2 separate regions of the Homo sapiens genome follow, and region 1 is linked to region 2. Evidence: chromatin loops called from intact Hi-C (ENCODE). Cell type or tissue: dorsolateral prefrontal cortex. All regions are shown on one strand. Links, peaks and the distances in the headings refer to the core of each region. The heading gives the core; the rest is flanking DNA. Region 1 overlaps LINC01053 (long intergenic non-protein coding RNA 1053). Region 2 overlaps MTMR6 (myotubularin related protein 6).

Region 1 (11,582 bases), core at 3,859-6,358, 56 kb after region 2:
CCTGCCTCTGGTGGAGCTTAGGGAGGACCACTTGGGGCCATGTCTCCAACTTCAGCTCCGTGAGCCTCCCACCCACCCAGTTCTCCCACCTGGAGGGCACTGCAAGGCCCGCAGTAATTAGGGTTCTCCAGAGAAACAGAGCCACACATATCTGAAGCACCCTACACTGACAGGATGGGTGTAAATAGAGAGAGGGATATATTTTAAGAAATTGGGCTGAGTGCAGTGGCTCATGCTTGTAATTCCAGCACTTCAAGAGGCTGAGGCAGGTGGATTGCTTGAGCCCAGGAGTTTGAGACCAGCCTGGGAAACATGACAAAACCCTGTCTCTATGAAAAAAATACAAAACTTCGCTGGGTGTTGTGGCACACGTCTGTAGTCCCAGCTACTCAGGAGGCTGAGGAGGGAGAATTGTTGCTTGAACCTGGGAGGTCGAGGCTGCAGTGAGCTGTGATTGTGCCACTGCATTCCAGCTGAGATTGCGCCACTGCATTCCAGCTTGGGAGACAGAGCAAGACCCTTTTCCACAACCCCCATCCCCACCCACATAAAAAGAAATTGGCTCACGTGATTGTGGGGGTTGGGAAGTCCAAATTTCATGGGGCAGGAGACCCAGGCAAGAGTTGATGTAGCTCAAGTCCAGGGGCAGTCTGGAGGCAGCATTCCCTCTTCTTCAGGAGGCCTCCATTTTTTACTCCTTTAACACACTGAATGAGGCCCAACCCCATTAGGGAGGGGCATCTGTTTTACTCAAGTCTACTGATTAACTGTAAATCACATCTAAAAATGCCTTCATAGCAACATCAAAACTGGTGTTTGACTAAATATCTGGTGGCCTGGCCACCTTGACACGTAAAATGCACCATCCCAAGGCCTTCCTCAGCATGAGAGGAGGCAGCCACCAGAGTTGATCTCCATCGCACAGGTCTACTGAAGCAGCTGGAACACGGGTGACAAACACCGCAGCAGTGCTTCTCTGACTCAAAGGCATTCTGAGCTGGAAACAAACCTGGTGCCTAAGTCAGGTGGAATTGCCAGTCACCTGAAGAAGCAGTGGAGGCAGGAAGAAGTCGAGGTGTTTGTTCACTGCTAAATAACATGCTTCTGTGTTGGGCTCTGCAAAGGTCTGTTTGGTGAACTTCACTCAGGGCTCCTGAAAGCTGCCCCCAGCCTGAACGCAAGCACTTGAGGAGACACGAGGAACATCTGGTGAAGAAGCGCATGACACCAGAAAGGCGATCATTTTGTTTACACTTCGCCTTGGGTGAATGAGTTTGAGGGCAGAACTGTGGCACACTGTGGTGGATTAAGGATTCTTTGCCACTTCTATCACTGAGAGGTACAGGCGACTTCCCCTCCCCTTGAATCTGCACTGGCCTCGTGACTCACTTGGCTGATAGAATGCAGAATCACTGTGCCAGTTCTTGGGAAAGCCTGGAAGCTTCACGTTCGTGCTCGTGTTACCCAGCCGCCATGGTGTAAGGAAACCCAAACTGTTCTCCTGGAGACAGCAGCGACATGGGGGACTCTGGAGGATGAGACACTACACGGGGACAGTGGGACCTGGAGTGGGGAGCGAACCCACGATCTTCAGTGTACAGCCAGCACCCAGCCCTCAGATGTGCGAGACACCTTCATGGTCCTTCTGGCCAGCCCAGGCCCAAGACAGACACATTGGTGTGAGCAATGCATGGGGACACCCAGGAAGAGCCACCCATGCAGGTCACAGAACCATGGGAAATCATGAAGTGTTATTTTGAGTCACTGTTTCACGGTGATTTGTTATTCAGCAATAGGTCACTGAAACACATACACAGAGTGGCAAGATGAAAACAATTTATCCAGGAAAACATTCTGCTCTCAGAAGACAAAGGAAAACCAAGATTTGATACAAAGAAGTAACCCACTCATCACTTACTTTGATGGGAACTGTGCAAAGAATGCAAAAGAGTCTAACGATTAGAGAAACAGAGCAATTTGGTGGCACAAAAGTTTCTGGGTGCTGGAGAGAATCACATCTTTGTCATAGCTGGCTGCAGACTTTGGGCCATAACTTTTCTGACTTGGGGCTTGGAAGGCACCCCTGGAGTTGTGGCTCTCAGAGCTCTGATGGAGGACAGTTTACCATGCGGGGGACATGCAGAAGGAATGGTGTTGGTGGAAACCTGGAGGAATGGCGTTGGTAGAAACCTGGAAGAACATCTGAAATAAGAGCCCAGCCCCTCGATCTTCGGGGCCTCCGAGTAGTGGTAGCAGGAAGTTTTGATGAACTAGGAAAGGATGAAAACAAAGGTGTTCTGATTGAACTTCATGCTCCTAGTTGATGACTTTAGCAACCTGGAGCCCAGGTGTAGAGAACTCAGGGCAAGGCATGGTGGCTCACGCCTGTAATCCCAGCACTTTGGGAGGCCGAGGTGGATCACCTGAGGTCAGGAGTTCAAGACCAGCCTGGCCAACATGGCAAAACCCCGTCTCTACTAAAAATACAAAAATTAGCTGGGTGTGGTGGCGCACGCCTGTAATCCCAGCTACTCAGGAGGCTGATTTAGGAGAATCACTTGAACCTGGGAGGCGGAGGTTGTGGTGATCTGCAGAGATCACACCACTGCACTCCAGCCTGGGAGAGAGAGCAATATTCCATCTTAAAAACAAACAAACAAACAAAAACAAGAGGAAAGTAAACCCAGGTCTGGTTATTGTCAGAGCCACATGAAACCACAGCCAGTGATGCACCCTCCTCATGGGCAGCCTGGGCTTCCTGACTGGCTACTTTCTTCCCATCAGTAAGAGGTTAAACTCAGAGTGATGAAGGCAGATGGGAAACAAGTGAAGTTATTAGCTGCCTACAGTGAGAAGCAATACCTGCCCTGAATCAAAAACGAAAAAATGCCCAGAAAGCTCACTAATGCCATAACCAAAGGAAGCACTTTGTAACAGGCCCTTCCAGCCAGGACAGGAAAACCAACGGATGCTCGGGCTACCAGAGGGGAGAGGTGCTCTTCCTTCAGGATCCAGAGAACAACATGAATGAGATCTGAATCCTGCTGAGTTTCTTAGCAGCCCTCTCTATGTGGACATGAAGACCAGTTGATGTTGATGGTTTGGGGAAAAGTTGTTTGTGTTGAAGTAAATGTTGTGGGATTGGGGAGATTACATTTGGAACAGTGAAAATAAATGTTATAATATTATAATTTCAACATATTATGTTTTAATGTGTTTCTATTTTTAAATGTTTAAAATGTAAACGTATTTTAAAGTGTTATACTTTTCATTTCATTTTATTTATGGTAATATTTACTGAATATAAATTATTAATTTTTATGTAATCAGACTTATTAATCTTTTCCTTTCCTCACTATACATTTTTAGTAAACTATTTTTTTAGAGTAGCTTTAGGGTCACAGCAAAATTGAGTTGAAGGTACAGAGAGTTCCCATATACCTCCTGCCACCCCACCCCCACAAACCTCCCCTTACTATCAACATCCCACAAGAAAATGGTACATTTGTTACCACCGATGAGCCTACAAGGACACATCATTATCCCCTAGAGTCCATAGTTGACATTAGTTCACCCTTGGTATTGAACATTCTATGGGGCTGGACAAATGTACAGTGACATGTACCCACCATTATAGTACCATACAGAGTAGTTTCACTGTCTTACCAATCCTGGGCTCTACCTATTCATTCCTTCCTCCTCCCATTTTTTTATTTTTTCATAGTTGTGACTGTTCCAGAGTATCATATAGTTGGAAATCATACATTATGCAGCTTTTTCAGGTTGGCTTCTTTCACTTAGTAATATGCATTTAAGGTTCCTCCATGTTTTTTCATGGCTTGATAGTTTAGTTCATTTCTTTTTAATCCTGAATAATATTCCATTGTCTGGAGGGACCACAATTTACTTGTCCATTCACTTACTGAAGGACACCTTGGTTGCTTCCAAGTTTTAGCAGTTATGAATAGAGCTTCCATAAATATTTGTGTGCAAGTTTTTGTGTGGACATAAATGTATTGCTTTTAATGCATTGGGTAAATACTAAGAGCTACAATTGCTGGATTGCATGGTAAGAACATGTTTAGTTTTGTAAGAAACTGTCCAATTGTCTCCCAACCTGGCTGTACCATTTTGCATTCCCACAGCAATGAATGAGAGTTCCTGTTGCTCCACATCCTTGTCAGCATTTAGTGTTGTCAGTATTCTGGATTTTAGCCATTCTAATAAATATGTAGTGGCATCTCACCATTGTTTTAATTTGCATTTCCTTGATGACATATGATGTGGAGTATCTTTTCATATGCCTGTGGAGTAGCTGGGACTACAGGCGTGCATCATCATGCCTGGCCAATTTTTGTATGTTTTTGTAGAGATGGGGTTTTGTCATGTTTCCCAGGCTGGTCTTGAAATCCTGAGCTCAAGCGCTCTGCCCATGTTGGCCTCCCAAAGTCCTGGGATTACAGGTGTGAGCCAACTCACCTGGCTATAAGTATTTGTTGACTGAATAAATGAATGAATGTGGTTACATGTTTGTCAATTAATTCACTCTGTTTTGTATGGATTTTTTAAAGATTATATTTGTTTTCTTTATGAGATTGCACAATTTAAAGGCAGAGATCATGCCTCATATGAACTATGTCCATTCATATATTCATACATTGAACAAGTATTTATTGAGTGGCTACTATATGCTAGCTGGGCACCGTGCAAGGCATAAAGGATACAGACAGATTTGTTCCCTATTCCTGTGAAATTTTCAGCTGAGTCAGGAATGCAGATAACTAAATAAGGAATAAAATTAAATAGAGTGCTTATTTTACTAGGAGATCCCTATGTTAATTCTCTAAGATTAACGTAGTGCCTGACATACAATTGTTTTTGAGTCAAATAGTTCTTCAATATGAGCTCTACTGATATTGATGTCATATGACTACTGAGAGATTATAAAGAAATTAATTTCATGCTTGTTTTCGCAATTGTTCCCAGTTCAACCTCAAAATTAATATGGAAGTAAAAAATGTTATTCTAGTGACACACTTAAACCAAGCTAATATAAATCTTAAATCAGCTTAAGTAGTAATAAGATTCAAGCATCTGTTGTCTCCAGAAGACATTGTTATGTGTTAACTGCCCAAGAACAAGCACTTGTTCTCAGCTCAGCAAATGACTCTGCCCAGGGTGAAGTACTATGTCTCTCTTTGAACTCCAACCCAGTTCATCTCTCCAAGCTCAACTGCGTTCTCCTCTTCTCTGCCTAGAATCTCCCTTGTTGTGGATTTCAGACCTTGAGTGTACAGCTCCCCATCTGGACTCTCGTGAAGGTCGTGGTAAACAACACACAGAGCATCTCTTTGTCACGGGCTCAGCTGACACGTCTCCCTCCCTCACCACTGCCCCGCCAGCCTCCAGCAGCACATCTGCGGTGGACAATGAGTCTCATTTCACATTTTGGCTCTGCGGTAGGCATCATCATGGGGACAGAATACACACCACAGGATAATAAACAAGGGACTGTTCAAGAACAAATATCAAAATAAAGACAAAAGGAAAGAGGAGCTGTTTGTCTCTCTATTCTTCCAGTTTCCCAGCATTTCTTCACAGGTCATGAAAACCTCCAGTTCCATCCACCATAATGTTTTCCACCTTCAAAGGCTTCTCTGAAGAGAGACTGTAGTGTTTGTCTTGGGATAAAATTTGCTTTCTCCGGCATGTCTGTCCTGTTGAGCTTTATCCAATGGCCCGGGCAAGAGACAGCAGCGTATAGGGAGGACATTGCTGCTGGGATCACCAGCAGGAGGAGCCCAGAGTGGCAGGGGAGGCTGGAGTGGGGTCCAAGCAGAGCCGTGGCCCCCGCTGCCTGCTGTTGGGGGAGTCAAGTGTTGTGGGGTGACGCTTGGGAGTCAAGTATTACGGGATGGTGGTGGGGAGTCCAGCAAGAGAGAGAAGGGAGAAGAGTCAAAGGGTGCTCCCGGGGGGTCCTCCCAAAGCACTGTCTCTCATGTGGGCAGCTCTCTTCTCCTCCCCACCCACAGGGCTTCTGGAAGGTCTCCTGCAGAGCCTACCTTTCCCTGAGTTGGTCCTTATTCACCTTATTCACCTGAGTCTTAGGGACTCAGAGCTCAAGGTATGCATCTTGAGCATGTTACTGAACCATGTAACTCATTCTGCCTCCATGTTCGTGGGGTGCACACAGAAAGGTCCACAAAAGCCATGTGTTTGCTCAGACAGAGGCCCCACAAACAGGGCTGTGTGTGCTGTATTTTCTTTCTTTCTTTGTTTACAGACAGAGTCTCACTCAAGTGACCCTCCTGCCTCAGCCTCCCAAAGCACCGATATTACAGGTGTGAGCCACCATGCCTGGCCCTGTGTACTGTATCTTCTTTTCCACATACACAGTAATGCTATTTACTTTTTAATTAGTAGAATAACCAACTCCTCCTGGTTTGCCAAGAACTTTCTTGATTTTGAAGCTGAAAGTCCCATATCTTGGGAAATCCCTCCATTTCAGCAAATTGAGATGGTTGGTCACATCTTATCAAGGAAATTTGTAAATTACAAATTTACTCTCAAGAAAATTTGTAAAATGTCCATATGTCCTCTTTAAGTAGGGTCTGTATTTTGCTGATTTTTGTGTCCCCTGGCTGGAGCAGCCAGCCTTGGGCATGATAAATAGGTGTTCACCATTCACTTGAGAAGTTACTCCTTTCTGCTAGTAGAGGTGGAGTGTGCTGACTGTCCATGCACTCTCAGTGGTCGCTCTGAAATGAAAACCTTGCATTTAGTACTTAGCTGAGCTAGAGGTAAAGTGAGAGGCTGTAGGACAGAGATTTCTCCTGCATAAAAGAATCTGAGGGCTGGGTGTGGTGGCTCACGCCTGTAATCCCAACACTTTGAGAGGCCAAGGCCAGCAGATCACCTGAGGTCAGGAGTTCAAGACCAGCCTGGCCAACGTGGTGAAACCCCATCTCTACTAAAATCACAAAAAACTGCCGGGTATGGTGGTGCATTCCTGTAACCCAGCTACTCAGGAGGGTGAGGCATGAGAATTGCTTGAACCTGGGGGGCAGAGGTTGCAGTGAGCAGAGATTGAGTGCAGTCTCCAGGCTGGGCGACAGAGCGAGACTCCGTCAAAAAAAAAAAAAAGTAGCCTAATAGTTGGATTAATACGTAAAAGATTTGGTAAATAAATCAATAAACTCCAAAGGGGGTAAGAGTGACTTCATTTCAGTTATTTGAAAAGGAGGTAGAAATATTTAACAAAGAACACTCTTGATGGGAAGAAAAATGGAAGGATTAAACAGAATGACCCTTTAGCTTTTGGATTTTATAGGCTTTTCCAACATTATGAAGATGTATGTGTCTCAGGGAAATAACATGATATAGTTTGAAGGCTAACCAGTGAAGTTTCCTCATTTGTAGAATGCGAGGCTAAAGGAGGGAGACAAGACTCGCTCTGCACTTCCCCAACCTCAGCCTCTTTAGGCGACATCTGTGTGGTAGCATTTATTATTCATGAGTGTTCTTTAAAGCAAGAAAAATTTGAGGATCAAATAGGATCTTTCAAGTGTAGGAACTATTGGGCATGACTTGTTTATGGCAGTCAGTAAAGGATGGTGAAATACAAGTGTGATTGATTGTAAAAGCACTACAATTTCGCTTCATTTTAAACATTGCATTTGGCTAAGGAAAATCAGTTCCTTTCCCAAGCTTTTAAAAAAGGATATAAAGATGTTGTCTGGCTTACATATCACCAAAAAAAAAAAAAAAGAAAAAGAAAAAGAAAAACAAAAAACAACCAGCACACATTATTTTTTCTCAGCACACATATGCCACAAAGTCACAATTATCTATTTATTCTGGGATTAGACATAGGGCTGCACCAAGAACAGATTAAAATGCTCTGACTTCATTAGTTTAATTAGGGAGTTCCAAAGTAGATTTTTGCAGCTAAATTCTTTGGCCATGCAGGGTGAGCAGCTGTTGCCCAGACACTATCCTCAAAGGTAAAGCTCCCAACGCCACGGTCTGCAGAGCACTTGCTCCTCCCAGGCTGGCCTCAGTTAGCCATCGTCGGGGAAGCCCGTGGGACCACATCCTGCAGTCCCAGCTTGCAGGACCTATACAGCCACTTCAAACATTATTTCCAAGAGAGACCCCATTGACCTCTTCTGTTATTATTCAGACATATGTTAAGCTCTGCAGCAGGACTGGCTAGATCATATGCAGTGCCCAGTGAAAATAAAAATTCAGGGCTTCTTGTTCAAAAAGTATTAAGAATTTCAAAACTCACCAGTGGGGCATTAGCCCAGCATGGGCCTGGTGCAACTGATGCCACATGCCATGAAGCAGTCCTGCTTTGCAGTCTGAATCATGCGTATGATCTGAGCTGGGGTTCTTTCTCTCCGTCCCTCTCTCTGCTCAGGTTCTACCATACTCTTCTACACAGGAAGCCAGGCTGAGGTCAAGAGTCATTGTGTTCTGTACACAATGCATACATGATGGATTATTTACCAGGTGAGGGCCTCTTTATTTGTACCTCATGATATAATCCCTAAAAGCTGCTATTCATGAAAGGAAGTGTGCTATTCCTGACTGAAGAATACGAAAATGTCCTCCAGCCTAAGATTCAAATATTGTTGAATGTCTTTGAGATCCTCAGCCAGGAAGACAAATGCTATTTACAGAGATCTGAAAGACTCATAATGCAGAACTATGGTCTGATTTAAAAAAAAAAAAACACCTAAAATGAACAAGCTCTAATTGTATAACAGAGATTTTGTAAAAGATCTTTCTCAGCAACAGTATTCTGTTACTTGGGCATCATAATGTCCAGAAAAGTAGAGACAAGCAAGCTGGAGGTTATTTGGAACATTAGCAAGCCAGCTACGATGGCAGGGTGGCACCAAGTTCCAAACAAATTAAAGGTCTACAGAGCAGAGCTATCAACCAACCTCTTGATCACTCCCCTGCTTAACCTTCTCCTTCTTGACCCTTAGCTATGAGTTTTCTACAAGATGATTCCTTTACCCCCTTTCCTTTCCTCCTCTCTGGTTCTTCATTATTTTTTCTCATCAATTGCATTCACTCCCATTGCTTTGACTGCTGCCTGTAAGGAGAAGGCTCAGAGAATTATTCCAGTCTGGTTTTCCCCAGTGTTAGCTGTGCATCTCCATGTGCGTGCTGGCCACCTTGACCCTCCTGTGCCAGATGTACCTGAAATTCAATCGGAGAGAAATGAACAGCAACTCCCAACTCCCCTAGTCATTAAACTTCAGCATCCTTCAGTTCTCTTTTCTCTCCTCTGTTCACCCTTCACGTTCAGCCAGGTAATTACAATGTGGCTCTATGCCCACAATGTTTCTAGAATTTACTCTTTCTTCCTGTCTAGCAGCAGATGGGCGACTGAACTCCATGCTCATGTCCCGGTTTGCCCCCTGTAATCTGCCTGCCTACAGACAATGATAAACTCCCACCTGCCCCAAAACTTCAATATTTCCCTCTGCCCACAGAATAAACCCTTTAATTTAGCATTTACAGCCTTCCTTAAACTAATCTTAATCTATCTTCAAGCTTCCCCTCCCAAAAACTACTCCTTTGTGAATCGTACCCTCCAGCTCGAATCAGCATTCACACCTTTTGAGGACGCTGCACGCTTCCCTATCCCCAGCCATTCCTGTCCTGCCCCATAGGCCTCTGCTATGTTAGGAAGGCCTCCTCTCCGCATTTTCTCACCCACACCAGGGAAGCACCCCTGGTTACCCCTGTCAGGAGTCATTGTCCTCGTTTGGAGGGTCTGAATCCCACTGAATTGTGCCTTTCAAATGGCACTTGTTCCACCTGGTCATAGGCAAAATTTCTGTCCTAGATTCTGTAAGCTACTTGAGGATAGGGCTTGTGTCTTATTTTGCTTTCCTGAGCTCAGTAAATAACTTTGAATATGATTGACTAGATGCAGATGTAGTTATCACAGCTGTCACATCCAACTATATAAGTGGCTCTATCAACATCGTGTTTAATGTTAACATCATGTTTAATGTCACTGACGATGATGTCTGAGAATGTGGTCTGTTAACACACATCACCACCACCACCTCTTGCTGTCTCTGTTGCTACCACCTTAGCCCAAACCACCAGGAACCTTCCTAATTGGCCTCCCCATGCCACCTTGCCCCTAGATCCAATCTCCACATGGCAGCCAGGTGAGATTCTTCAAACGTAAGCTAGTTCTCACCAGCCCATGTTTAGAACCTTCTAGAATTTCTGTAGAGAAAAGGCTCAGAGTCCTAACCTCATAAGAAAAGATAACTAGAAGAATTGTTTCGATGCTGTATTTGTACACCAAATGCACAATGTCATTATACATTTAGAGGGTATAAAAGTCAGGGATGCTGGTGGAGAAGCTCAAGTATTTCCCAAACCACCTAAGCTGCTGGTAGCTGGGTTCCAGCTGGAGCGTGTTCATGTGGGAAGAATCAGAAAGGAGATGGGGATCCCTGCAAGTCTGGGTCCTGCTTTGGTTTGGAATCTACTAGACAGCCAGTTCTTTCTCTTACACTCTCTTCCACCCTAGCCACTAATCCCTTCCACACTCTCCGGTCCTGCCTTCTCCCCACTTCCCCGCAGGGCAGGCTGCAGGTCTAAATGGAGCCATGGCCCTTTCCTTCCAGGAGAACTTTCCTGTCTCTTTAAGGACAGAGAATTCTTGCCTGGTTTCCTCGGGCTTCGTTCCTGCCAGAGAGCAGAGAGTGGGAGACAGGGAAACATGCACTGGGGTGCCTGTTGTCTCCAGCCATCTGTGTACGAAGTGAGAGGACCAGAGGCTTGTACTCAATGTGAATACAATGCTTCACAAGGGCATGAGAAAAATTCTGTTTAGTTAGAATGACAAACATCATTTTCACAGGTGTGAGAAGAAATTGTCAGCATACAGGCCGGGCGCCATGGCTCACACGTGTAATCCCAGCACTTTGGGAGGCCGAGGCAGGCCAACCGCCTGAGGTCAAGAGTTTGAGACCAGCATGGCCAACATGGCAAAACTCCGTCTCTACTAAAAATACAAAAATTAACTGGGTGTGGTGGCAGGTGCCTGTAATCCCAGCTACTCGGGAGGCTGAGGCAGGAGAACCGCTTGAACTCAGGAGGCGGAGGTTGCAGTGAGACGAGATCGCACCATTGCACTCCAGTCTGGGCAACAGAGCAAGACCCAGTTAAAAAAAAAAAAGAAAAAAAAGAAAGAGAGAGATAGAAAGAAAAGAGGGGGCCGGGCGCGGTGGCTCACGCCTGTAATCCCAGGACTTTGGGAGTCTGAGGCAGGCGGATCACGAGGTCAGGAGATCGAGACTATCCTGGCTAACACGGTGAAACCCCATCTCTACTCAAAATACAAAAAAAAAAAAAATTAGTCAGGTGTGATGGTGGGCACCTGTAGTCCCAGCTACTCGGGAGGCTGAGGCAGGAGAATGGTGTGAACCCAGGACGCATAGCTTGCAGTGAGCCGAGATTGTGTCACTGCACTCCAGCCTGGGCGACAGAGCAAGACTCTGTCCAAAAAAAAAAAAGAAAGAAAGAAAAGGAGGGAGGGA
Region 2 (11,582 bases), core at 1,125-3,624:
CGTATAGATAAACATAATAACTATCTGTGTACCCACCAGCTAGCTTTTGTGGGATTTTAACATTTACTATATATGCCTCAGATCTTTCTTGTTCTTGTTTTAAGAAATAAAACATAGGCCGGGCGCAGTGGCTCACGCCTGTAATCCCAGCACTTTGGGAGGCCGAGGCGGGTGGATCACCAGGTCAGGAGAGTTTGAGACCAGCCTGGTCAGCACAGTGAAACCCCATCTCTACTAAAAAAATAACAAAAAAGTAGCCGGGCATGGTGGCGCATGCCTGTAATCCCAGCTACTTGGGAGGCTGAAGCAGGAGAATTGCTTGAACCTGGGAGGCGGAGGTTGCAGTGAGCCAAGATCATGCCTCTGCACTCCAGCCTGGGTGACAGAGCAAGACTCCATCTCAAAACAAAAACAAACAAAAAAAAAAGAAATAAAACATAGATCTATTTGAAGACCCTCTATACTCTTACCCAGTCTTCACCCATGTATCACAATTTATAATACTGTTTTTCTTGACTTAAAATATTTTTACTGTGTATTGAAAAAATACCAAAGACTATCTATAATGTTTGTATGAGTTGTAAAGGGAAACAGACAATGTATAGGCCAATATACCCTTCACTCTGCTTAAGAAACTGATGTTTTAAAACTATATAAAAGTTACCATACTGTTTATGTGCTTCATTTTGCTCAACAGTGTTTTGACATTTATCCATGTTGATACATGTAGCTTTTATTCATCTTTTTATTAGTAACTACTATATAACTTTATATTATATGAATATATCACAGTCTATCCATTCAGCTATGGATGAATATTTAAATTGTTTTCAGTTTTGGATTTCCATGATTACAAATGAAGTTAAATGACTTTCCATATTTGTTGGCCATTTGGTTTTCCTTTTCTGTGAATGGACTGTTCAAACCTTTGCTCATTTTTCTGTTGGCATATTTGCCTTTTTCTTAGTGATTTGTAAGAGTTGTTTATATGCCAGGCACTAATTCTTTGTTAGTTATATATATTACAAATGGTTTTGTCCAGCCTATTGTCTTTTCCACTTTATTTATGGTATGCTATATATAGATGTTTTGAATTTTCATGTCAAATTGCTCAATGTTTTATGCTTTCTGTGTGTGTCTTGTTTAACAAATCCCTCTCTACCCTAAGACTTTCCTATAATCTTTTTTCTGCCATCCTATATAAGCAAAAAGGATCAGTAAGTATATATATATTTTTTAAATCCTAGACAGTTATAACAGTAAGACTGTCTCATCTACCTCTCAGGCAGGAGTCTCCCTTAGTCATCTTTTAGATAAAGAGGTAATGACTGCTTGAGTAAATTGTAGAAGGATATGGTCAAGAGAGGCAAGTCCAGGATAATAGGTAATACAAGATTATCGGGACAGTCCAAGAATTTGGAGAGCATGATACTCTGCCACAGGACACTTTAAAAATCTTCTGTTAAAAAAGTAAAGTTCTGTTGTGTTTAAAGTCTGTTATTTTTACCTAACAAACCACTGTAGGAAAACCATGTAAGAAAAACTCTATATAGTCAGTGAGCCCTTTAGCTACACAAGTTTGTTTGTTGTGTTTTCAGGGTGAATGTTTCATACACATTTCTTTTATTATAAATGTTTACCTGTTATGCTTTCTAGGTAATATATGTCCATTTTAAGTGTGGAAGCCTAGTGATCGCCTGCAGTCAAGTCTTGCTGGATTGTTTGTTTAATAAATATAAAAACTAACAATTTTCCACAGCAAAAAATTGTACACAATTAGGATTTTCAACCATGTCATATGCATTAAATGTTTCTACTTTTTTGAGATTTAGTTTTGCATTATACATACAGAGAACATATTTTGCAAAAGCATGTTTTCTTTTTTCATGTAACATATTGTGGCTTATGCAATTAGTAATTTTTTCAAATTTGTGTTTGTTCTAGAAAATTAAACAACGCAAAAATAAGCAAACAGATGGCATCCTCACCAAGGAATTGTTACATTCAGTTCATCCTGAATCACCTAACCTCAAAACTTCCCTGTGTTTTAAAGAGCAGACTCTGCTACCCGTAAATGATGCTCTTCGAACTATAGAGGGCAGCAGCCCGGCAGATAATCGTTATAGTGAATATGCAGAAGAGTTTTCTAAATCAGAACCTGCTGTGGTCAGCTTAGAGTATGGTGTGGCAAGAATGACTTGTTAGACTCATAGAGTTTTTTCTGCAATGATTGCAGTACAAGAAAAGGATTATTGTGAGGATGGTCTGTAAGCATAACCAAAAGGAATTTGTCTAATAACAATTTTAGGGTTTAACAGTAGGCTAATAGTTGAAGGAAGGATAATAACTACCCTTGTGAGAGAAATAAGTCATTTTAATTGCATTTCCAGCAAGGAATGACATTCAGTTCTGTAAGAAATGAGTGGTATTTGATGTATTTACTCAAAACACAATTTGCACTGTACACTAGTGAATTGACGTTTATGATTTATGTTAATTCAGCCAAACATAAATAACCTTCCTTAAGTACAATTTAACTTCAAGAAAACAAAATTTGACAACATAGTTTCTTAATAAATGATATGGCATGTACTTTCAATTATGTAGCTTTGTAACTATGAATATTTACATATTTTGCCTTTTAGTGATATTTAATGTTAAAGTGCCATGAAAAATATTTCTAAGAAAGCCTTAAATTCCCAGTGGATTCTTTACCCTTAAGTTTTACAGCCTACAACAAGATTTTTTGTTTTGTTTTTCTTCTGGTCAGCCTTGTTTTGTTTGTAAAGAATTGTGCTCTCATTACTGCTGGGGGTGCATGCTACAATACTTCTATATAAACACTTGTAGAAGTACACTGTTCACGTTTAGCCTGCCCCACTTTTGTATTCAAAATTAATGAAACTGAAGGTTTATTCTGATCATAATTTGTTTAGTGCTACATTTGATAATTTATTATTTACAGCTTAGAATATTGATTTCTTGAATACGTATAAGCACATTTGACTGTCTTTTATATATGGATTACTGCATTCCATTGATTCTTATTTTGTGGTTGGCTTTATTTCTTTCACAACTGTGTAAGTTTAAAGAGCTAAAGCTCTAAAACTGTTCTGAGAAACAATGAATAGTACATGTATATGTATATTTTTAAACTGCCTTATTGCTCAATGAGTTGCTGTTCCTGGAGTATCTAACTTTCAGTTTACTCAAAAACTTTTGGGTAAATAAAAAAGGGAAGTACAGATAGTTTAGGTTGTGCATGGTTGCATGAATTTTGAAGTCATTTCTATGTGGAGCATTATTTTTCTTCTTGTTAAATATAGAAAAAAAAAGAGATTCTAGTACAAAGTTACTGTTTAACAAAAGCAACATAAACTCTGGGAAAGATTTCATTTTGCCATGTTATATTTACTGTTTATTCTGTGTACTAGTACATATCTTTAAATTACCAAAAAACAAGAAACAAAACATAAAAACCCCAAAACTATCACTTGGAATTAGCAATATCACCCAACTGGCTTTAAAATTGAAAATTTAAATAACATGGTGGCATGAAGTACAATTCGAGTATTAGGCAATTTGCATAGTGTTCCTCATGCTACTTTCTGTTACACCTCTATTATATTAGTTTTGAATATAAACATCTTTTTCAGACCAAAAAAAACTTTATTGTATGAGAGCTTATCTTATCCTGTTTATTTTTCCAATGCTTTTCTGTAATACATTATGTAATTTAAAAAATATTCCTTTTTAAACAGCAACAGAAATGCACTATAAAATATAGTATGTGATTAACCAATCCTGCTTCCATATTTAAGCACTGGGAATGGAAACTTAATCTCTGTGACTACAAAGGGAAGTTTTTGTGCCTTGGTGTTCCAGTCACTGATTGTGGTTTTAGAATCTTCTGTGGCTGACTTCTTGTATTCAACTCTGGTTTATTATCTTAATCTTCAACTTCAGACATATATTTGTGTGTTTATATGCTCACAGGTGGACTGAGAAATCAGTTACATCTTAAGTGACCTACAGGGTATATGTTGGCAAAAGCAGACTGTGTATATGTCTTATAAAGTTGAATTTATGTTCAGTGTGTTTGGAAGTGTATAGCATGTAAATTACTTCATATATGATTTAAAGGTAATTAAATGTTCACATTTTACTTTGAATGTTTTTCTTCTGGATAAAACAAATGGAATCAAGTTGTAGTTGTTTTTTTTTTCTTCTCACCTAGGCAAGTAGACTTGCCCATTACATTAACATAACAGCATAAGGTTTGAGGAGTTTATTTTCCAAAAGTTTGTTGATAAATAATACCTGTTTCATACAAAAATAATTTCCAGAATATTTAAAATAGGTATAGTGGGCTAAAAGGCCCATCAGATGTAGGTAATAATGTCATTAAGTTTTCATTTTGTTCCTGTCACTTGCTTATATTACAATCACTATTTTTTTGTGCCCTTGCCAACTTGATGGAAGGCAGGGTCCATTGAGTACAAACATTCGAGGTGAAATGTCTCTCCAAAGGCAGATCTGGATGTAAATATGAGGAAGAAAATAACTGGCTGACAAGAGGATAATTTTATTGAGGGTGTTTTGAAAAGGTCAGCTAGGCTAGAAGTAGCTCAGGGAATCTTGAGTAAAGATGAAGGGAACTCTTTTAAAACAAATTCAATTTATTTGGTCGGGTAGCAGAGCAGGGAGGTGGTGTCAGTCAAGCCTGTTTTGAAACATTTTTTGCAGAAGGTCAGCTTTAAAATATTGAAAAATTTCCAGTTGACATGCTAAGTTGGATTAAATGCTGATCATTTATAAAACTATATAGTTGCTGCAAAAGTAATTGGGGCTTTTGCCATTGAAAGTGATGACAAAAACCGCAATTACTTTTGCACCAACCTAATACTACAGTTGCAGACTTTTATTAGTGACGCTGATCTTCATTAGTCAAGTTTTAGTTATTTTGTTGGCTTTTCCATGTAGAATTCCAAGTGACATTAACATACTTTGATTAATTAAAGAAAATTTGGAGACTGTTTAAGATATATGTCTAGATATCAATGTAAACTATAAGCTTTAGGAACTTACATCTAGAAGAAAGCCTGGAATCTAGAATAATTATCTCAAAAAAAAGTATATATACCATTGTACTTGATATAAGAAAATGTAAACATGAAACCTTGACATTTTAATAAACAGTATTTGTGCTACTCTAGTTATTTCTAGGAAAGTAAAATATCCATTTAAATGGCAACTTTTATAAAATAGTGGCCTGCATAACTGAAAGGAACTTTCAGAAGCTAGTAGTAGACTCTATAGCCCTGGTGTTCAGTTTCTGATTCAGTAGTTAGGGGTTGGGACTCTGGAGTTAAAATCATTTGCATACCAATAAATTGTTTGCACTTAGCAATATTTTGGATATTGTGATGCAAATGGTTGGGGAATCATACTTTGAGAAACACTGCTGTAAACCACCCATCATGGTCAGTAAACATCTTGTTTGTTCTTAAAGGGATGCCGAATTATTCTTTTTTTTTTTTTTTTTTTTTTTTTTTTGAGACGGAGTTTCACTCTTGTTTCCCAGGACAGAGTTAAAGTGGCACAATCTTGTCTCACCACAACCTCCGCCTCTGGGTTCAAGTGATTCTCCTGCCTCAGCCTCCGGAGTAGCTGGGATAACAGGCATGCACCACCACACCGGGCTAATTTTGTTGTTTTAGTAGAGACGGGGTTTCTCCATGTTAGTCAGGGTGGTCTCAAACTCCTGACCTCAGGTGATCCACTGGCTTTGGCCTCCCAAAGTGCTGGGATTACAGGCGTGAGCCACCACGCCCCACCTCAGAATTACTCTTGTATAAAGAGCAACAGGCTAGGGAGCATCACACTTCTGAAACATTGTGATACAAGTGGGAGTGAGAAATAAACCTTTGTTTTAAGCCACTGAGAATTTGGGCTCTTTGTTACTGTGGTGTAAGCGTGCCCCTCCTGAGGGATGAAACCATTTGTACAAATTTCTGTTTTTCCATTAGTTCCCAAATGGCCTTTGTCCTGCTATTTTGCGTCAGTAGCCAGCTGAGGTTTGTGCATTGCATTTGGTTGTAGCTCATCAGTCTCTGTGTTGAACAGCCGGTCACCTCTTCCCCTCTGCATTGACCTTTTGCACCAGACCAGTTGTAGTTTTCCCACTTTCTGCTTTTGTCTGATTGTTTCTTCGTGGTGTAATTTAACTTGTTCCTCTGTCTACTGTACCTGCTGTCAAGTAGGTACTAGATGAAATTCAGAGTTAGCATTTCAGGAAAGATGCTGTGTACTTAATATTGAATTACTGCGGGAGGATATAATGCCAGGTGGTTCCATTGTTAGTGACGCTAAATTTAATCACTTGGTTATCTTTTCATTGTAAAGATACATTTTTTCCCTTTGAACTCAGCAAATGCTCTATGGGGTGATATTTTGGCATCAAATTGAATATCCCTTTCCTTAACAACCTATCCATTAATTATACTTGCCCAAATCAGTTATTTCTTTGGTGTTACAAAATGCTGATTCTCTAATTTTGTTTTAACTTTTTACACTTATTTGCCTGCATTTGTTTGTTTGTTTGTTTGAGACAGAGTCTTGCTGTGTTGCCAGGCTGAAGTGCAGTGGCGCAATCTCGGCTCACTGCAACCTCCGCCTCCCGGGTTCAAGTAATTCCCCTGCCTCAGCCTCCTGAGTAGCTGGGACTACAGGCACGTGCCACCATGCCTGGCTAATTTTTTGTATTTTAGTAGAGACGGGGTTTCACCATCATGTTGGCCAGGATGGTCTCAATCTCCTGACCTCGTGACCCCCCACCTCAGCCTCCCAACATGCTGGGATTACAGGTGTGAGCCACCACGCCCGGCCTTGCTGGCATTTTTAAAAGAAGTGCTGGGTCCAGTGAGTACACATACACTGGAAAGCAGTGAGAGGTGAGGCCAGCTGGACTTCTGGGTCAAGTGGGGACTTGGAGAACTTTTGTGTCTCAAGAGGATCGTAAAACGCACCAATTAGCACTCTGTAGCTAGCTAGAGGTTTGTAAAATGCACCTATCAGTGCTGTGTAAAAACGCACCAATCAGCACTCTGTGGCTAGCTAGAGGTTTGTAAAATGCACCAATCAGAACTCTGTAAAATGGGCCAATCAGCACTCTGTAAAATGGACCAATCAGCACTCTGTAAAATGGGCCAGTCAGCAGGACATGGGCGCAGACAAATTAGGGATTAAAAGCTGATCACCCCGCACCCCAAACCCTCCCAGCCAGTAGCAGTAACCCACTCGGGTTCCCTTCAACGTTGTGGAAGGTTTGTTCTTTTGCTCTTCACAATAAATCTGGCTGCTGCTCACTCTTTGGGTTCCTGCCACCTTTAAGAGCTGTAACACTCATTGCGAAGGTGACTTCCTTCATGAAGTCAGCAAGACCAGGAACCCACCAGAAGGAACAACCTCCGGAAACAGCAGGGTCCAGTGAGTACAAACATTCAAGGTGAAATGTTTCTCCAAAGACAGATCTGGTTGTAAATATGAGGAAGAAAATGACTGGCTGAGAAGAGGGTATTTTTGTTGAGGATGTTTTAAACAGGTCAGCCAGAGTAGAAGTAGCTCAGGGAATGGAGTAAAGATGAAAGAATTTTTTATTTTTATTTTTATTTTTTGAGACAAGTCTCGCTGGATCACCCAGGCTGGAGTGCAGTGGTGCCATCTCGGCTCACTGCAACCTCCGCCTCCCTGGTTCAAGTGATTCTCCTGCCTCATCCTCCCAAGTAGCTGGGATTACAGGCGCCTGCCACCACGCCTGGCTAATTTTTTATATTTTTAGTAGAGACGGGATTTCACCGTGTTGATTAGGCTGGTCTTGAACTCCTAATCTCAAGTGATCCGCCTGCCTCGGCCTCCCAAAGTGGGGAATTCTTATTTATTTATTTACTTAGAGATAGAGTCTCACTCTGTTGCCCAGGCTGGAGTGCAGTGGCACAATCTCAGCTCACTGCAATCCCCACCTCCAGGTTTCAAGCGATTCATGTCTCAGCCTCCTGAGTAGCTGGGACCACAGGGACACGCCAGCATGCCCAGCGATTTTTGTATTTTTTGTAGAGATGAGGTCTCATCTCACCATGTTGGCCAGGCTGGTCTTGAACTCCTGACCTTAAGTGATCTGCCTTCCTCAGCCTCCCAAAGTACTGGGATAACAGGCATGAGCCACCATATGTAAGTAAACACCCTCCTGAGACAAGCCAATATAAACAAGTCAGGAGACAGACAACAAAGGCACCCTTTATTAAAGATACTGCACTTAATTATAGCAACGAAAGAGGAAACTCTTGAACTAAGAAAACTGCTAAGACATGCATACTCTTCATTCTTCTACATAGGATTATAGTCTGTAAGTTTTGAGCATGGTAAAGATAGCATCGATGGATAAGGCATCAATTTTTTTTTCTCATTTTTTTCATGTAGTTAAGATCATTTGCACTTTTTCTGTGAATTATTCGTGTCTTTTGCCTATTTTTTTCTAAAAAAATAGGTAGTTATTAAGAGCTTTTTATATTTTGTGATATAATGTGCAAAGGAACAAAAGTTTTCTTGGACAAATGGTTGATTCCAAAACTGAAGGGAGAGTACAAGGTGAGCCTGAGATATCGGAAAACAGACCTGCAAATAATAATCTCCCAGTTTGTCATTTGCTGCTTATGTTTTTTGCCTTGTAGAAGAGTTTGACATTTAGGAGGTAGAATTGTATTAGTCTTATATTACTTCTTGTTTTGAATCGTAATTAGACTGCTCTAATACTAGGTTATAAAGGATTCACTCATGTTCTCAATATTTAAAGGGTTCTATGTCTTTACATTTGATTGATCCATTTGGAATTCATTCTGATATATAGAAAGATGTATGGATCCAAATTTATCTGTTTCCCAAATGGCTACCTGGTTGTTTGAATCATTTATTAGTAAGTTCATCTTGTCAGTGATTTCAGATGTCACTTTTATGTAGTTCTTGATCCTGTTCTGTAGCATGTGTATCTGTATTGATGTGCCAAACCCATCCAGTTGTATTTATCTAGGCTACATGGTAGAGCTAGCTCTGCCTCATCACTCTTCTTTCTCAGGGTTTTCTTTGCTATTCTTTTTATTTTGAAACAATCCAGCCTCACTGAAAAATTGGCAAGTACAGAAGGGACATTTTTTCCTGAATCCCTCTGAGAGTAAGATGCTATGATATGATGCCCTATGTTCCTTAAATATTTAAAGTGTGTGTCCTGTAAGAACAAAGCCATTTTCATATGACCATGGTCACACTTCTTTCTTAGGTTTTCCTGAAAACGTTGTTCCATTATTTTCTTGTTTTGTATATTGTCAAGAAGTCTGAAGCCAACCTGATTTCTTTCCCTTGTAAGTGACTTGGTTTTTTGCCTTAAAGTCCAGTGGGTTTTTTTTTTTCTTTTTAAAGTCAATAGTTTTGCAAGATTATGTCTTGACTCCTCTAAGTCAGTTTTCCAGGTATACTATCATGTAGATTCAAGTCTGCTTGTATTTAGGCAGTTTTCTTGAATGAGTTTTAAACATTGTTTTTCTTTCCTTTTTTAGGAACTCAAATTGTATGCATATTAGATCTTGTTTATCTTCTATACGTATTGCTTTCTGATCCTGTTACCATCTTTTGTTAATTTCTATTTAATTTTTTGGCACTTTTAATTTCTTTCCTTTATGTTTTTTATTGTATGTCCAGTTATTCATATTTCCCTTTGCAAACAACATTTAATTTTTATTTCTGAAATATTTTCCTTTTGCTTTAGCTTATTTAAGTTCAGTAGTTCTTGTTTCACTTTTTTCCTCCATTTTTATTTGAGTTTTTGTATTTATGATAAGTGGTGGTTTATCATATCAGTACTTGCATTTTTACTTCTATTTTAATCCGTCTTTTAGTTTTGTTACCATTTGCCTGTGCCTGTAATCTTTCTCTTTTGGGTTTCATCTATTGAAAAGTTTTATGTATAATTTTTTTAATTAATAACTTCACATGAATGCTTGTTCGTTTTTCATTTTCTGTTCATGAGTATTTGTGTTGGATTTGCCTGGACCAGTGATAACAGACAATCCTATGTAGAAGAATGGAAGAGTTTGCATGTCTTAACAGTTTTCTTAGTTCAAGAGCTTCCTCTTTCATTGCTATAGTGAAGTACAGTGTCCTTAATAAAGGGTGCCTTTGTTGTCTGTCTCAACTTGTTTATATCATCTTGTCTCAGGAGGATGTTTATCTTTAGCTGTTTTCTTCTCTTCCATTACCTCTACCCTTCCAAGATATTCTTTTCAAAGATATCCTTTTAGAACTAATGTTTTCTCAAGACTGCCCCTTCCTTTGACTCCTCAGTTTTCAGACATGGTGTCAATGTTTTTACTGAGAGAGGGATCCTTTCCTTCTGGGAATGAGCTCTAGTTGACATTTACTGATCCATCACCAGCAAAACCTCATTGAACTCTCTTCTATGCATTCTTTACCTGATTGTCCACTCTGGTATAGACGGTGGATCTACTGGTCTCAGGCCTTTATTTCTGCAGTCATATTTAAATTGAAATTTATAAAATTCTCTGACTCTTAATAATGTTGCAAGTGTATGCCAGGGCAATTTAGTTTGTCCTCCCTGTTGATCTGTATGGTTGTTTTGGTGGATGTGGAAATTCTAATTTGGGTAGCTGCCATTTATCCTGTGGGAACCCAATCCCCTCAAGTATTCTTTTGTTCATTACTATTGTGGTAAAATATACGTAACACCAACTTAACATTTTAACAATTTTTAAATGTATAATTCAGTGGCATTAAGTACATTCACGATGTTGTGCAACTATTACCTCATCCACTTTTCATCATCCCAAACAAAAACTGTGTACCCATGAAACAGTAATTCCTCATCACCCCACCCTCAATCCAGCCCCTGGTACCATCATTCCACTGTCTGTCTCTATGAATTTGACTATTCTAGTTGCTTCATATAAGTAGAATACAGTATATGTCCATTTCTGTCTGGTGTGTTTCACTTAGCATGTTTTCAGGATTTATCCATGGATTAGCATGTATCCAAATTTCATACATTTTTTCTGGCTGAATAATATTCCACTCTATGTATAGACCATGTTTTGTTTATCCTGTCATCAGTTAATGGACACTTGGATTATTTCTACTTTTTAGCCATTGTGAATAATGCCGGTGTGGACATTGGTGTATAAGTCTTCAAGTCTCAACAAGAACTGAATAAGAATTTTAATTATTTTTGATATATACTCAGAAGTGAATTACTAGATTCTATGATAATTCTATGTTTAATTTTTTGAAGAACAAACTTTTCCATAGCGGCTGTTTTACATTCTTACCAACAATGCCAAAGGGTTCCAGTTTCTCACATCCTTGCCAACACTTGTTATTTTCCACTTTATTTTTATGACAACCATCCTAATGATTATTAGGGTATGAAGTGGTATCTCATTGTGATTGTTATTTGCATTTCTGTAATGATTAGTGACATTGAGCATCCTTTCATGTGCTTATTGGCCATTTGTATATAT

What was found. A loop is a pair of places that touch in the nucleus more often than their neighbours do. Peaks named below come from ENCODE experiments on the same cell type or tissue, not always from the same donor. Only the 100,000 strongest peaks of a DNase experiment are listed, where the experiment ranks them.
Region 1: a loop joins it to region 2, with 2.0 times the contacts of the local background. A loop is called at or near these places in 5 of 110 quality-filtered maps.

The regions. Positions count from the first base shown.
Region 1 is chr13:25,186,890-25,198,471 of GRCh38, reverse strand. LINC01053 (long intergenic non-protein coding RNA 1053) reads right to left here. Exons shown (of 3, transcript NR_120427.1): 3 at 7,815-9,213. Among named protein-coding and RNA genes, the nearest start is that of LINC01053, 11 kb to the right of the region's middle. In dorsolateral prefrontal cortex, for the core only: no CTCF peak of the experiment used is centred there; DNase peaks (open chromatin) are centred at 5,371 and 5,820; H3K4me3 peaks cover 927 bases; H3K27ac peaks cover 2,500 bases.
Region 2 is chr13:25,239,855-25,251,436 of GRCh38, reverse strand. It overlaps MTMR6 (myotubularin related protein 6), which reads left to right. Exons shown (of 14, transcript NM_004685.5): 14 at 1,945-5,215. The coding sequence ends at 2,205. Among named protein-coding and RNA genes, the nearest start is that of MTMR6, 42 kb to the left of the region's middle. In dorsolateral prefrontal cortex, for the core only: a CTCF peak has its summit at 2,086; a DNase peak (open chromatin) is centred at 2,106; H3K27ac peaks cover 2,382 bases.